Regions from separate parts of the Homo sapiens genome. Here region 2 is linked to region 1. A link is a loop called in an ENCODE intact Hi-C map of the cell type or tissue named here. Cell type or tissue: heart left ventricle. All regions are shown on one strand. Links, peaks and the distances in the headings refer to the core of each region. The heading gives the core; the rest is flanking DNA. Region 1 holds the start of ZNF12 (zinc finger protein 12). Region 2 has its middle 2.4 kb from the start of ZDHHC4.

The links. Hi-C counts contacts between places; a loop is a spot of excess contacts. Peaks named below come from ENCODE experiments on the same cell type or tissue, not always from the same donor. Only the 100,000 strongest peaks of a DNase experiment are listed, where the experiment ranks them.
Region 2: it touches region 1 in a loop (4-fold over the local background); 13 of 110 quality-filtered maps call a loop at or near these places.

The regions. Positions count from the first base shown.
Region 1 is chr7:6,705,423-6,708,328 of GRCh38, forward strand. ZNF12 (zinc finger protein 12) reads right to left here and starts at 1,525. Exons shown (of 5, transcript NM_016265.4): 1 at 1,010-1,525. RefSeq lists a silencer at 1,141-1,500 and an enhancer at 1,194-1,693. In heart left ventricle, for the core only: no CTCF peak of the experiment used is centred there; DNase peaks (open chromatin) are centred at 1,139 and 1,559; H3K4me3 peaks cover 2,227 bases; H3K27ac peaks cover 1,545 bases.
Region 2 is chr7:6,573,570-6,576,475 of GRCh38, forward strand. No RefSeq gene overlaps it. Among named protein-coding and RNA genes, the nearest start is that of ZDHHC4, 2.4 kb to the right of the region's middle. In heart left ventricle, for the core only: a CTCF peak has its summit at 1,109 (motif pointing left); no DNase peak of the experiment used is centred there.

The sequences.
Region 1 (2,906 bases), core at 140-2,639:
TGACTGAGTGGATGAGATTCTCATGGTGAATGAATACTGGATCCTACTGAAATAATCTGCCATCATTAAATGCAAGATTTAAAAAGGAATTCTGGTGACCAGCCTGGCCAACATGGTGAAACCCCATGTCTAGTAAAAATACAAAAATTAGCTGGGCGTGGTGGCGGGCGCCTGTAACCCCAGCTACTCGGGAGGCTGAGGCAGGAGAATCGCTTGAACCCGGGAGGCGGAGGTTGCAGTGAGCTGGGATGGCACCATTGCACTCCAGCCTGGGCAACAAAGCGAAACTTGTCTCAAAAACAAACAAACAAACAAACAAAAAACAAACAACAAAAAATGAATTCTGTAATACTCATCTATTTTCTTACTCTTTTAAATAAAGATCAGAAAATCCACAGGATGCCCTAAATAAAGGAATACAGTCGGCATAATTGAGTCTTTATTTGCAGAAACTTCAGTGTGCTACTCAAAAGGATCTTTTATTGAAGAACTTACGCTCACTTAACTAGGATACGGGGGACAGAACACTGGCCTGGGAGATAAAACTCCAGAGTTCTACTATGAGCAACTCCACCCACAAAACCTCGGACAAGTCACCCACCTGCTAAGGCCCTTCCCCTAGCAAATGAGGCAGCAAGAGATAGTTCCTGCAGGCTGTTCCTGCACTACAACGTATGATTCCACAAGAGCAGACCTAAGGGGGAATCAGCACTTAAATGAGAGAACAGAGGTGCTGACGGACGTTTAGATACGGTAGCAATCTGGAGCAGAGAGAGGAGGAAGGGCTGCTGGGGTGAGGGGGGAGTGGAGACAACGTCCGCAGCTGAGGCTGGTGACACCCCCCACGCCCCCGTAAGCCTCGTCCTCGCCGGACCCTGCCTTCAAACCCAAACACACGTCACTCCTGCAAGCGATCGAGACCTTCCACTGTCCCTCACTCTAAGGTGCCCTACACGCGGTGACTTCACCCAGGCCCTTCTCGCCCCGGGCCCGCAAACCCACGACTTACCCTCCTGGGGCTCCGCAGCCTCTGCCCCACCGCTCCCGACAGGCCGGGGCGGGATTGCTGTCGCGGGCGCGCGTCTGCTCGCGAGGTCCCTTCCTGTCCACCTCACCAAGGCCGTTCTGCTCCAGAGGGGCCCGGGCCGGGCCTACGGGACAAATCCAGGCGGGGCGTCCCTCCCGGAGCCCAGATCCGTCTCCCTGGGGCTCACCGTCCTGCGGAGCCGGGGCCGGGCCGTCGAGGACGCACACGGGCCGGGCCCGGGTCCCGCCGCCCCTTCGCCTCCGCCGTCGTCACCGCCCGGCCGGCCCCTTGGGCCCCAGCGCCGTCGGCTCCGGGGGTCGTGCTCGGGGATCCCCGCTTGAGCCTCCGCCTGGCCCGCACAGCCCCGCGCCCGCTTGGGTGCCGGCCCGGCTCTTCGGCGCCCAGCCCCGCAGGCTCCGCGATTCTCGCCCACCGGAGGCCAAAGCCTGGGAACTAGGGCGAGCGGTGACCTGGGGACGCACAGGAAGCGAGGGCACTGCGGCCGCGGCGCGCATGCGCGAACACGCACACAGAGAGGGGTGCACATGCGCAGGAATGCACCGGAAGTCCGCCTCCCGGGACCCGCCGCCGGTCCCAGGACAAATACCGTGACTCTATTTCCCATGAGCCTACGCGCTCCCCAAATTTAGGAGCCATTTGAAATGTCTCTATCTGGTCTAGCGGTTAAGAGGCTCTATGCTAAGAGAATTGGCAACGCCGAACCCCAGACTCAAATTTCTCCTTAGTTTAAGGGAACGTCTTCATGGGGATGTCTTGACTATCTTTAAGGGAACGTCTAGAAAGTCTCTGCTTCCTGTAGCATCTCGTAGACCATGCCTGGGCCAGTCCTGCCTTACCGGAGAGCTCAAGGCTTAAAATCAATGTCCATGTGCAACCGTGACAAATGGAACAAGAGGGTGCATCATGCTAGCTTATGATCACAATGACACATTTAACGAAAACTTCAGTAAATAGAGCCCATGGATGAAATAATAGAGGATTAGCCTGGGACAGGATACCATCCTCGCCCCAACAAGGAGAAAAAGAATTCCAGCTTTTCCAAATCACTTTGAATTAGTGATAGCTAGAAAACTCAGAGAATATGTACAGAATTGAAAGAAGAAAAAAATTAGCCAGAACTCTACTTCCTGAAGAGGATGAGGCAAGCAGAAGAAGAAATTTGCGTCTTAATGGAAAACGAAGCACATTTAGAAAGCCATGTTACTTGATTCCAACCCTGTTCCTTATCTTTGAGGTATTTTACACCTCTTTGAAAACTGTAGGTAATCGATGCAAGTTATGTTCTGTCTGGTGGAAGTTGGTTGACTTCCCACAATCCCCACTAGAGAAAATGCAGTTTTGACTGCATTTCTCCATTTACATAATCATTTCAATATTCCTGATCTGAAAATATGTCTGTTTCTCAGATTCTCTCTCTCTCTCTCTTTTTTTTTTTAATTTTGAGACAGGGTCTCACTCTGCTGTGCATGCTGGAGTTCAGTGGCGAGATCTTGGCTCACTGGTTCAAGGAATTCTCCTGCCTCAGCCTCCCAAGTAACTGGGATTACAGGTGCACACCACCAAGCCCGACTAATTTTTGAATTTTTAGTAGAGATGGGGGTTTCACCATGTTGGCCAGGCTGGTCTTAAACTCCTGACCTCAAGTGATCCACCCGCCTCAGCCTCCCAAAGTGCTGGGATTACAGGCATGAGCCACCATGTCCAGCCCTCAGATTCTCTTTTGAACCAGTTATAATATCTGCCTGTTTCCTCTTGAATTAAATAAAATCTTTAGCATGTGCTCATTTTTATATCTGTATCAGAGTCATGATTTTACTTTTATGTTTTAAGGTTTTCCAGGTCTTTGCAGAAGTCCCTG
Region 2 (2,906 bases), core at 130-2,629, 130 kb before region 1:
GACGGGGTTTCACCGTGTTAGCCAGGATGGTCTCGATCTCCTGACCTCGTGATCTGCCCTCCTCGGCCTCCCAAAGTGCTGGGATTACAGGCATAAGCCACCATGCCCGGCCCTGGGTAGAATCTTAATTTGAAGAGACATTTTTGACACATTCCTTGCATCATTCCAGATATCACTTATTAGATGTCCACTGATTGATTGCCTACCTGGCCAGCATCCATGTACCTTCCCAGTAGGGCCCACACATCCTTCCAGAATCCAGCCCCTCACCTGAGCAACTCATGTGCTTTGGGGGAAACTGATCCTCTGTAGCTTCAGCAGGAGGCCTTGTTTTACCCAAGACAAAGGCCACATTCCATTTTCCTGGTGGCATCATGGTTCAGGGGTGAGTCTATGACCCAAGCCAGCTTAATCACACTGAATGTCAGTACTCCTACTTGGGCCTGGAGGGAGACCTCCCCACTCTCCCTTCACTGGATGTGGGTGTGGATGCATGAAGCCCCAGCTATGGCTGGTGGCCATCCCATCATCAGGAGGAAAGCTGGTCTTCAGATGAAGCTGATCTTCCAGTCAGAGTGAGGGATAAAAAGAACATTGATTCTTGATCATGCCATTGGGCTGCGGGTTCAAGTCATTCCTGAAGCCAGCATCATTTCTGGACATTCCAATGGCAGGGACCAAGATGTCTCTTTTGTTGTTTAATCTACTTTGAGGGCTGGGCGTGGTGGCTCACACCTGTAATCCCAGCACTTTGTGAGGCTGAGGCAGGTGGATCACCTGAGGTCAGGTGTTCAAGGCTAGTCTGGCCAACACGACGAAACCCTGTCTTTACTAAAAATACAAAAATTAGCTGAGTGTGGTGGCGCATGCCTGCAGTCTCAGATACTCGGGAGGCTGAGGCAGGAGAATCACTTGAACCCAGGAGGCAGAGGTTGCAGTGAGCTGAGATCCCGCCACTGCACTCCAGCCTGGGCAACAGAGCGAGACTGTCTCAAAAAAAAGAAAAAAAAAAAAAAAGGCACGGGGCAGCAATTACAGTAGCAAAGGCAAAGTGGAAATTTGGGTGTAAACTGGGCACCCATAATGTATGCTCCAAGCCAGCTAATAGTGACAACTGTGGCCCCACCTACTGGCCACAGGAATTTTTTTTGAGTGATATCAAGGATGTAGATTTCCTTCTGATATAAGTTATCATTTTCTTTCATTCATTCAGTTGATACATTTTTATTGGGCATCTACTATGAGCTAGGTGCTAAAATAGTTGCTACTGATATAACAGTAAGCCAACACAGATCCAGTCCTTTTTTTTTTCTTTTCTTTTCTTTTTTTTTTTTTTTGAGACAGGGTCTTGCTCTATTGCCCAAGCTGAAATACAGTGGCACAGTCATGGTTCACTGCAGTCTCAAATTCCTGGACTCAAGCAATCTTCCTGCCTCATCCTGCCTCAGCCTCCCCAAGTAGCTGAGACTACAGGTGTACACCACCACACCTAACTAATTGAAAACTTTTTTGTAGCGGTGAGGTCTCACTAGGTTGCTCAGCCTTGTCTTAAACTCCTGGTCTCAAGGGATCAGCCCTCCTCAGCCTCCCAAAGTGTTGGGATTACCGGTATAAGCCACTATGCATGGTTCAAAAATACTTTTATGTTCCTTTCCTTCTTCTTAATTTCTCCATGGCAAAATTCCTCATGGTCAATAAATCACTGATTGTAAACAAGCATCATGTGTGATATGCCTTTTGCAAGCGTAGCTACGAAGTCCTGTATCCCATTTCCAAAGTATAGCATCCATCATTCCCTTGGGGACAAGAGATCGTGGTGTAAAGCTGGTTGATCCTGTCAACTGATCTCACAGCAGGTAAAAAACTGATACTGCAGGTCCAGTTTCAGGAGCTGACAGGAGCGTTTAGCAACACTCCAAAGAGGAATTCTTTGCTCCATGCATCACAAGCAAGGCAATCCTTTTGATCACACTTGAATTTTTGGTTTTAAGCTTAAGTAGTCTGTTTTCTCTTATGCTATTTATAAAATGCAGGTGTCAAGGTTTGCGCTTGGATGTTTTAAAGAGGCAAAAAATCAAACATGCCTAGGTTTCAGGAACTGACCAAGTGCTGAGAGATTAATCTTTTTTTTTTTTTTTTTCTGAACCAGGGTCTTGTTTTGTGGTCCAGGCTGGAATGCAGTGGTGTGATCCTAACGCACTGCAGCCTTGACCTCCTGGGCTCAAACAATCCTCCCACCTCAGCTTCCTAAGTAGCTGGGACCACATGTGCATGCCAGCACACCCGGCTAATTTTTAAATTTTTTGTAGAGACAAGGTCTCCATATGTTGCCCAGACTGTTCCCAAACTCCTGGGCTCAAGCGATCCTCCCACCTCGGCCTCCTGAAGTGCTGGAATTATAGGTATGAGCCTTGGTTTTTCAATTCTGGGTCCATAAATTTATGAAGACCTTGGATACAATGTACACAGGAGAAGGCATCCTGTTGGTAAGGAGTTTCATAAAAAGGAAAAGAAAACGCATCAAGAAGCTGACGTAGGTAGCAAAGAGACAGGAAAAGAGAAGAGCTTTAAGGCCAGTGTTTGGAGATCAGACATTTCCCCTCAAAGGAGGACAGGCCTGGCTCAGGTCTTCAGAGGCATCAGGAATAGACCCTGGCCTCAGCTGATTCAGAGATGGTCAGAGCAAAGGACACCCCACAGGGCCTTCTCAGGGCTATGTTTGGAAGCAGCTCTTGTTACCCCAAGCCTGCCTAGCATCAAACACCCTTCCCTTTTATCCTCAACGTTTGTGGTCAAGTATTTGTCACTGCCCCGAGGATATTTAGGGCTGTACAGAGCAACATGTCCTTGTCATCAGGAGCAAGGACACACATGGAGCGGAATCTGACTGATGGGTACACATTGTG